Regions from separate parts of the Mus musculus genome. Here region 2 is linked to region 1. The links are chromatin contacts, found by Hi-C or POLR2A ChIA-PET in ENCODE. All regions are on one chromosome and are shown on one strand. Each heading gives the region's core, a stretch centred on a gene start or an enhancer-like site at or near the end of the contact. The rest is flanking DNA. Distances are from core to core; before and after follow the strand shown.

Region 1 (4,745 bases), core at 626-3,125:
TTCCCGCTCTCCTCTGTCGATGAGGGTGAATCTCTGTTGTGCATGCATTAGGCTGGCCAAAGCTAAGCCATGATCCACAGGTGGGCCAGACAACACTTGTGCTCCATTTCCAAATGGAGCCCAGAGCACCCAGCAATGGCAATGACCATCCACACTCCTGAGGGGCTGCTGCATGTGGGGTTTTCCTGCTTAGAGGGGAACCGAAGTTCCAGGTGAGCAGGCCAAAACTGGGAAGGTGTCCCAGTGCAAAGACCATCAGACACGCCATGGTTCAAACCCCAGTCTCCTTGCCATAACAATCCCAGCCCTCCTCCCCTGGGGACAAACACTACAAATACAAATGCAAAGTGTGGGCACCTGTGCTCCCTCTGAGGGCCCCTGATTACAGGAGACACAGAGGTATCAATTATGTCCTGAAAGCATGAAATTAACCCGCACACACCCAGCCATTATCCCCACCGCCATCAGATAAATGTCTGGAGGTCCTGCCAAGTCTGAGGATGCCCTCTCCTTACACCCACATCTCAGGAGGGATCCCGCCTCCCATACCACTTGCTCTCAGTTACTCTCAACATCCATGGTAGAAGCCCCTCCTTCCTTAGCTAGGAGGGAGAGGGGACAGTCCCCTGGGAGGAGGTACTTCAGGCTAGGAGCCTACAGTGAGCTGTTTCCAAGCTCATTCCCTCCCTGTCCACTTTCTCCTAGAGGAAGCTGCTGTACCCATTGGTTTATGCAATGTAGCCAAGGGCCACACTGCTGCTAGTAGTAACTTTGGCTTGGGGGTTAGGGGGAGTATGCTGGAGTCAGGGAACCTTGAGTTCAAATCCCTATCACTTGTCAGAGCTCAAGTCATTGAAGTCTGGTCATCCCATGGCTCCTGAAAATGGAGGCCAACCCCTCTCTCTTGAGGAATGAAAGGATCAGCCCTCCCTGCAAGCGGAACTCTTGAGGCTGTCAGATGGGTGCATTCTGAGATGATGTACAGATGCTTCCTGAGCCAAGGCCTCCCAGCTCTAGATCTCAGTTTCCTTCTGAGCACAGGCGCTGCTGGGTTGCAGGGACGTGGGATTTTCCAGCATCACACAGAGGCGGTCAGATCCCTGTGGGTGGGTGCGGCGAGAGAGGTAGGGCTGAGACGCTCAGAACTGAAGGGCTATAATGACAACAGCGCACAGACAGCTCCGGGACTGACACACATACAGGCTCTAGCACTCAGATCTGCAACGGCGAACCTGGGGAGTTCAGGGTCTGCCAGACGCCACCACCCAGGCTCTGCGGGAACCGCGCAAGGGCGGAGTCCCCTGCTGCAAAGCTCCGCCTGTCATCACACCTCTCTCTACGGTTAGGACTGCGGCGACCCAGAGCCCCTTTCCGGGACCTGGATCCCTTTACTGAAGCAACCTGGGACCCCCACGAGAAGCAAGGAGTGACGCCCGCCAGACAGCCCTGCGCAGCCACCCTAGCTGGCACGGTGGGAAGAAATTCCGGCATATGCCGCTCCGCGCCCCCGGCTTAGAGACAGAGGCTGCAGGCCGGCCTTTCGGGGCTGCACACCCTGGAGAAAAAGTTGGGTGGAGCCGCTGGGCTCAGGAATTGGCTAGAGGAATTGGCTACGCACTGCAGGTGTATCCAGTCCTCGAGACCCTACTGAGGTTGCCGCTACGAACCCGCGGATTCCGGGTCGCAGCTCTCACCTGCGCTCATGTCAGCGGCAGCTCCCAGTAGGGTGGTCCCCGCGCTGCGACAGCCCGAGGACCGGGCGGGCAGGTGCGGCGCTGGCAGGATCCTCAGCACGCTTGAGGCCAGCGGCTCGGCGCACACAGTACCCGCTGCCCGCAGCGCCACCGCAGCTCGGGGCTCCCGCCCCGCCCCTTTGCCCCGCCCCTCAGCTAGGCCACGCCCCTTGTCGAGCCGCGGGAGGGTCGCATCCTGGGAAGTGTAGGCGCTGTGCCCCGGCTGCCCGCCTGCGCGCCACCGCAGTTGGACGTGCGGACTACAAATCCCGGCAGGCTGTGTGTTCCGCTCAGGCGCAGACTGGTGGTAGCGCAGGTACCCTCCTGCACCTGCTCCGAGAGCTCTGCAGAGCTGTCAACAGGGTCTAAGGGAGGCGTGTAGGACTGTAGCTCATCTCAGCACTGGACTCTCAAAGAAGGAGGCCCAAGGAAAAGCGATCTTGGAGCAACTCTACAAGAGTGATGGAAGGTCTCAGCAATAGACCTTCCCTTCCTTACCAATGCACAGAAAAGGGGAAACTGAAGCGGAGGGGGAGAAGCGGGATAGCGAAGCAGGAACAGGATTTAATCACACACACACACACACACACACACACACGGCGAAGTCTGGATTTAATCACACACACACACACACACACACACACACACACACACACACACACACACACACGGCGAAGTCTGAATGGGTTGGGATCCAGACGCAGGTGTCTGGACTCCAAAGATAGGCAGCCTCGCCTTATGCCCCAGACGCTCTCCCGGCTCGGCTGACGCTAGGCGGTGCACACTGAGGAGGCTCTGGCACATCCTGCCCTCTCACCATCCTGCCCATACGCTAATCGATTCCCTTGTGACGTCAGGCGTCCAGCGCAGGGCGTGGAAAAACAGACTGAAAGAAAAGCATAGGGAGGCGCAGGTGGATCCTGCCTCGTATCGGTGGTGACAACAGGTGGGCACAAGAGACTACAAGAAGACAGCCTAGAGAGATGAGGGAGCACGGATGCGCAGGGCCCAGAATGAGAACATACAGGATCTGCCACTGCATGAACAGGCACAGGCCAGGGACGTTTGGCCCAGGTCAGGGCTGTTCCATGTACTACTGAGGCAGAAGCAGAAATTCCTCCCCAGTGATCAGTATTGTCCATCTATTTCAAAGGGGACCAGGAGGCCAAAGGCTCTGGTAAAGAGGAGAAGCCCCGAGGAAACAGCACATTTCTTTACATCCTATAAACCAAGAGACTCTGCTGGCAGCTGTACTTCCAGTCTCAGATGCCCACAAAAGAACGGGCTGCCTCTGGGATCTCTTGCCCAGAAACCTTGCTAATGGAAACTAGTTTCTACATGCTCCAAAAATGTGTTTTGACTCCACCTGCCTCCATTGGTTAGACCTAAGGACAGTCCCTATCCTTTAGGATAGTTCTTAGGAGCCTGCAAGCTCATGCTTATGTGTCCTAGCAACCTCTGAGATCCTTGAGTATTCTGATATTATTTCATAGTGCTGTTCCAGTGCCTCCCACAGGCTTGCGACGGGCACTGGAGATATACTTACTGAAGAAACAGGGTGGGAAAGGCAGGACAGATATTGTCCAGCAGGTTGAGTCCTTTGAGAAGCTATTCATGTTTCCTGTCTCTCATCTGGGGCCAAAGTAGCAGCATGCCACCCCCACCCCTCCCCTCACACACGAAGGTGACACAGGCTGGTAAAGACACTGGTGGTGTTGGCTGTGATGCCTTCCACTCTGGTGGTGGCCACTGTCACACTTCTTGGCAGAGGCCTTGCAAGTCAGGCAGCCTGTGCTTGTAGACTGGTCTTGGAGCTCAGCATGCAGTGGCCTGTGACTTCTAGAGGAATTGACATGTCCCTCTGAGAAGACACTTTCCAACACACAGGGGCTGAATGACCCAGAACATTCTCTTACAAGGGCAGTATGAAGACCCGTAGGTCCTAATCCCGGTCACCCAGGAGGTTGATAACCAAGGCAGCGCTGATCCAGCTGCAGCTTTTCAATGCACAGAACTCTGCGGGGCTAGATCTGTCTTGTGGTAAATCAGTCTATTTGAATATATTAAGCCAGACCTTTGTTCTGAGTCTGCAGGGCTGTGACCTGTAGGTGACCTCAGCCACTTGCTTTCTCACGATGCCTCGGTTTCCACACCTTCCCAGTCACAATGAAATTCGGTGGGTTAAATTAGTAGTGCCAGGAACACTGTTCAAAGCTGCTAGCCTAGAGCCAATGCTGAATAAACAATAGTCAAGATGACAGTGGCTGTTGATGAAGGGGTAGATGTGAGCCATCACCCCCTTCAAAGCATAGCCCAGTCTCACTCCGATCCATTCATGACTGCGGTCAACAATGACTTAGGAAAACCAAGTCCAACCATTAAGTGTTGCAGTTTCACTGCTGCTGTTTGAGCAGCCTGCCTGTAGAGGGAGCCAGAGGCTTCAAAGAGAGCACCAAGGCTCATCCTTAAGAGCCAGACCAGGGTACTCTCACTGACCTCTGAGACTCGGAGGCAGAAGCTGATGAAATGTGGAAGGCACAGTCTTGAATGTCTAGCCTCCAGAATCACGAGCCACAGGGCTTCTATTTTTAATAACCTACCTGGCTCACAGCAACAGAATATGGCGTAAGATAGGGCATTCAACTTGACTCATCTCTGTTTCTGGAAAATCCTGGAGGGGGTGGAGCTTTCTTAGGCACCAGGGCACAAGGGAAGGGATGGGTGTGGCCCAACACCCTCAGACTGCTGGCAGCTTCAGGATGCATCACTGGTCTGTGCCCTTCCAGGGAGGATCTATCCATACAGGACTGCCTTTCATGGGATCTGTGTTCTTTGTGATTAGGGAACATTTAAAGACAAGAACATCCACATGTCCCCTGTGCTCTGACCCAGTATTCTCTTAGCTTAGAGACTGCGATCTGGAGAAACCTGTTGTATTATCAGGCCAAGATGTTGGAGTTGCTAGACAAAATGATGCCCAAAGCCAACAAGAAGGGGACAGGGTGCATAGGA
Region 2 (4,472 bases), core at 912-3,411, 38 kb before region 1:
ATTGCCCTGTACCTGGGAAGTGTCCAAAGGTTCTCAAGTTTTAGCTTGAAGGAAAAACCAGTTGACTGGAGGAACTAAAGAGCCACAAGCCCCAGGTTGCCACACAGGGACCATGTGGGTCTTCAGCCAGAGGGGAGGGATTGACTAGATAGACCGCACAATTGGCAATGCACAGACCTTGCTATCCCAGCAATGTACCTAGATGTATGTTGGAACATTATAACTATGTATGGGACTTGGGGTCTCTGGAGCTTAGATATGAGCTAAGGAGACAAAGGAGAGGTCATTGGCAGTTCAGTATGGCTTGATGACATCAAAGGACATTTCTTAGAGATGTGATTAAGGACTTGGTCGGAGAGGTACAGGATAGCTAGTCTTGACAAGGAAGCACCATGAGCCATGAGAGCTGGCATCTCCAGAAGCCAGCAAAGATGAGGTGAAGTTTCCATCATCAACTACAGAAAAATATAGGCACAGCCTCAGCTCAAACCTGCCCAGCCATCCAGCGCTGCTCACCTTCATTACTGCAGCCATGGGACACAGGCAAGTGATGGTGGGGACAAGATGGCGCACTCTGGCCATCTGCCCCTCTCCCTTGTAATAGGCAGGACCCACCACTAGCCACAGCAGCCCATCAGGGTAATCTTAGTCAACCACTGTCTGAAGCATCACACTGAGAACAAAAATGCAGCCATGTCCAGGGACCATAGATACAGGGTGGGGATCCATGACTCACAGCCACGTGCCAGGGACCCAACTCCATCCACCACATAACCAGGGTCCACGTGTCACAGCCAGTCAAACAGAAGGCAGTTGCTAGTAATAGCCCAGGGGCTAATCCATAGCTCTGCAGCATGATCCAACAAGGCCAGGATGTGACTGCTCACCTATAGCTGCTGCCTGGCCTTTGCCTCTGCCTCCTACCTAGGATCAGCCATAGAAGCCAAACTACCCCTAACCTGCCCCTCAGATATCCACCTTCAGTTGGTGTTTCAGCTTACCCAGGCTGCTGTCCACCAGGGGCCTCACTTCATCCTCCCTCTGCCACAGGGCTTTTTCCACCCTCTGTGACCTATGTCGTTCTGATGACCACAGTGACAGTGGTGTCCCCCGCAGCAGCGACACGATACAGCCCACATCCCTTGCTGTCAGGTGCAGCCATTTCCCCTTCATCCCCACACCCTCTCAGCACCTCGGCCATGATGGGCCATGATGGCCACACCAGCCCTGTAACCCCTTCCCTATTGAATCGGATCAGAAACACCAATTCATAGTAGAGAAAGCTGGTGGGAGACCAGAGAGCCAGGCCCTCTGGCTCAGCTGGATTTCGAGAGGCTCAGTGTGGCCAGGCCCTTCAGCTATGTATAGGAAGCACAGCTGGAGTCACTCACAGCTGTGCATAGCGGGGTCACCAGGGGGGCTCTTGTGATGCAGCGTGGGGTGGCTCTCCAGAACTTTTATGTCCATCCAGTTTGGGGCACAAAGGACAATGGGCAGCATCTTTTCATGATCAGACAAGACAGGGATTATATGATGGGAATCTGGCTCAAGGCCAGGTGGAGTGAGAAGTCATTTTCAGATTTGGGGCTCCCATAGGCTGTGGGGTTACGCGAGCCTGGAATGTAGTCTCAGCTCTTCCTCTTGTGGGATTTCGACCTTGAGAGAGTTCCTGTCCACACCACTCCACCATCCCACCAGCCCGCCTTCTAGCTGCCTTCCCATCTGTCCTTGGGTATCCACCCACCCTCTGCCTTCGATCTGTCCTTCCATCTGTCCTTTCCATCCACCCACCCTTTGCTCACATCCCCTGGTCCTGGGGAAATGCTGGATCAAGGGCAAAGCGATTCGCTTAGCAACCAGCCCAGCAAACACTGAAGTTTTCCATAACACTGATCAACCCTTTTTTTTTTTCAGGAATACGTGGGGGCTGGGTATAGCTCAGTAGCAGGATGCTTGCCTAGCATGCAAAGGCCTGGATTTCATCCCTAGCACCAGTTCCCAAGTTACTGGATATGCATTTGGTTTGAGGGAAGAGCTATATTAAGAGTGTGCTGGCCAGACCCCACCCTGGCCACTAAACAGCCTGGAGCTATGGGCATGGTAGTGCTGCTGCCCTCTGGTGGTCAGAGGAAGATCTGCACCACGAATGGCCCTCCACACCAGTAAGCTCTACTAGTGTCCCTTCAACTGGCTGCAGATTGGACATGTGGGCCTGTTGCCCCCGTGGGATTCATTCCTAGAATGTGGGGCAGTTGCTGATTAGCAAGGTCACATATACCCATGAAGAAGCAACCGCAAACCTGCTCAGCCTACTTGTTCCCTTCTCGCCTCATCCCTGCCAGTGCTTAGAGGGGGCCATGTTTCTCACAGCAGAGGCAGAATGCTGCCATCTCTGGCTACTTGTAGATGACTTGAGGCTCTGAAACAGGACAGTCAGACAGGCAGGAGGGCACCGAGAGAACAGTCCCCAACTGTCCTATGCTGTATGAGGCATCCATGGGGCCACGGGGAGCTGAACAGAGGCAGAGAGAGGAGGACTCAGGATGCAGGGGTGTGGTGAGTCTCATCCAGTGACCCTGCCTCTCTAAAACCACTCCAAATATAGAAGTGCCCAGAGCAAGCTGAACAAGCTGTCCTTGAAGGTCAAAGACAGTCTGGCAGCCAGGGGCACACAACTGTTAAGAAAAAAAGCAATCTTTCCAACTAATAAAGTACCCAAACAAAGCCAACAAAGGCCCAGGCGCCTCTGAGGCAGGCGTCTCCTGTCCTCCTTGCTTGGCTTGGGCTGAGCTGGACACAGATTCCCCCTCCCTGGCTCCAGCTTGGACTCTGTGAAGTCAGTCACCAGGGAGCACAAAAGTGTAACCCACCGCCTTCTTAACATCCTGCTTAGCTCCAGACCCACTGGGTACAAAAAAGTGTATCCAGCCCTCCTGACACTCCCCTGAAGCCAGCATGGTGCCTACCTCACAAGAGAGTAACCTGAGGCCAAGAGCAGCTGAATGGGCCCAGGCCAGCCATGCCAAGGCTTGGAAGCACCATCAGGAGAGTCAGGAGAGGGTTCTGGGGGGCCTGCATGGTGCAACCCTAAGGCCTATGCCAGGGCCTAGGATTCAAAGGACCCAGGATTACTTATTTATTTTTTTAAATGTCTCTGGCAATTCAGAATCAATCCCATAGCTGCTTATCCCAGTGACTCTGGCTAGGTACATGCCAGGGACCCAGCTATGGCTGTCCTATCAGAGGGCCACTTGCTGTGGGAAAAAAAGACATCACACAAGACCTAGAAGCCTACATCCTGCTCCACTGGGGTCTGATTCGGGAGGAAGGGGCTTCACAGGACTGAAGGCTGCTCCCAGGAGGCTGTTCTAGAGCCTGTGGTCAGCAGGACCATGGAATAGGACCCTCGGGCTGCTTGGTCCAAAGTGGGGCATCCACCGTGTCTTCCAGAAGGGCAGCTGACCAGGCATCAGCCCTCCCAGAGTCATCCGGTGCCAGCTTCATTTCTGGGCATCTATGCTGACTTCTCAATGCCTGTCCATCTCCAGTGGCCCCTGGCATCCCCAGCTCTGATTCACAGGGTCACAGCTGGTGGTGACTTCTGAGCTGTCTTGTCATCCCTGGACACAGGCTCCTTGGAGCCTGAGCTGAAGGCCCCTCTGTCTCCTCCACCTCCACGTCCCTGTGCCTCTGCCTCTGGGGAGTCCTCTGGGATTTCCTCCAGGCTGGCAGGCCTTCACACCTGGCTGCACGAGGGAGGCACCTGCGCATGAGCTGTGCATGCCGGAGAGTCTCTGCCGTCTGTCCGTCTGTCGATTGTCCCGGACAGGGAAAGCCTTGGAAGGAATCAAGTGTGATGCATCACAGTCTCTGAGGCCCTGACTCAAAGCCTGCCATGATGGACTTGAGGGATTGAGATGAGGCAGAAGAAGCCTCCTGCGGGCCTCCAGCAGGAACAGGGAGAAGTTCCCAGGCATGGACGGTGACTTAGCATTAAGAACTGGATGCCAGTTCCTGAAGAGCTACAGAGGGACCTTAAACACATGTCCCCAAGGGAAAGCTGCCAATGTGGAAATGTGACAACCCATGCTTTCCACTACGGCTTTCTGGAAAAGGCAAACCCAGTGACCGTTGGTGAGCGGCTGCCGGCAGTGAGGCACAGGCAGACAGGTCTCTGTGAGTTCAAGGCCAGCCAGGTCTAGAGAGTCAGTTTAGGGTTGGGAGAGGGGAATGAACTGGGAAGCCCTAACAGCACTCTGATGGCACCCGGATGATGAAGGCATGTCATCCTATCTGTCCAAACCCACAGAGCCCATGACACTAGTGCGGACCCCAATAGAGCTATGGTCAGGGTAGAGACTTGTTAATGACAGATATCAATGCTGTCCCAGCAGTCCTAGTGCACTTATTACAGCATTGCAGAGTGTGACAAGAGTGGAAAGCCATGCTGGGAACTCTGCCCTTTCTGTCAA

What was found. Hi-C counts contacts between places; a loop is a spot of excess contacts on that map. ChIA-PET counts read pairs that join two places held with the same protein, here RNA polymerase II (POLR2A).
Region 2: a loop to region 1 is called in a map of gastrocnemius, with 4 times the contacts of the local background. The contact joins the enhancer-like site here to the promoter of Ablim2 in region 1. A Hi-C loop is called at or near these places in 5 of 37 maps with a recorded cell type or tissue (gastrocnemius and left cerebral cortex). POLR2A ChIA-PET finds 5 or more read pairs at or near these places in 3 of 5 experiments (all embryonic stem cell).

What each region holds. Positions count from the first base shown.
Region 1 is chr5:35,755,010-35,759,754 of GRCm38, reverse strand. It overlaps Ablim2 (actin-binding LIM protein 2), which reads right to left and starts at 1,875. Exons shown (of 22, transcript NM_001177696.1): 1 at 1,695-1,875. The coding sequence starts at 1,704.
Region 2 is chr5:35,793,245-35,797,716 of GRCm38, reverse strand. The region is part of intron 1 of Ablim2 (actin-binding LIM protein 2); the gene reads right to left. Among named protein-coding and RNA genes, the nearest start is that of Ablim2, 38 kb to the right of the region's middle. Within about 2 kb of position 2,161, at least 1 of the 3 ENCODE cell types and tissues checked has a DNase peak (open chromatin) inside an H3K27ac peak, as active enhancers do.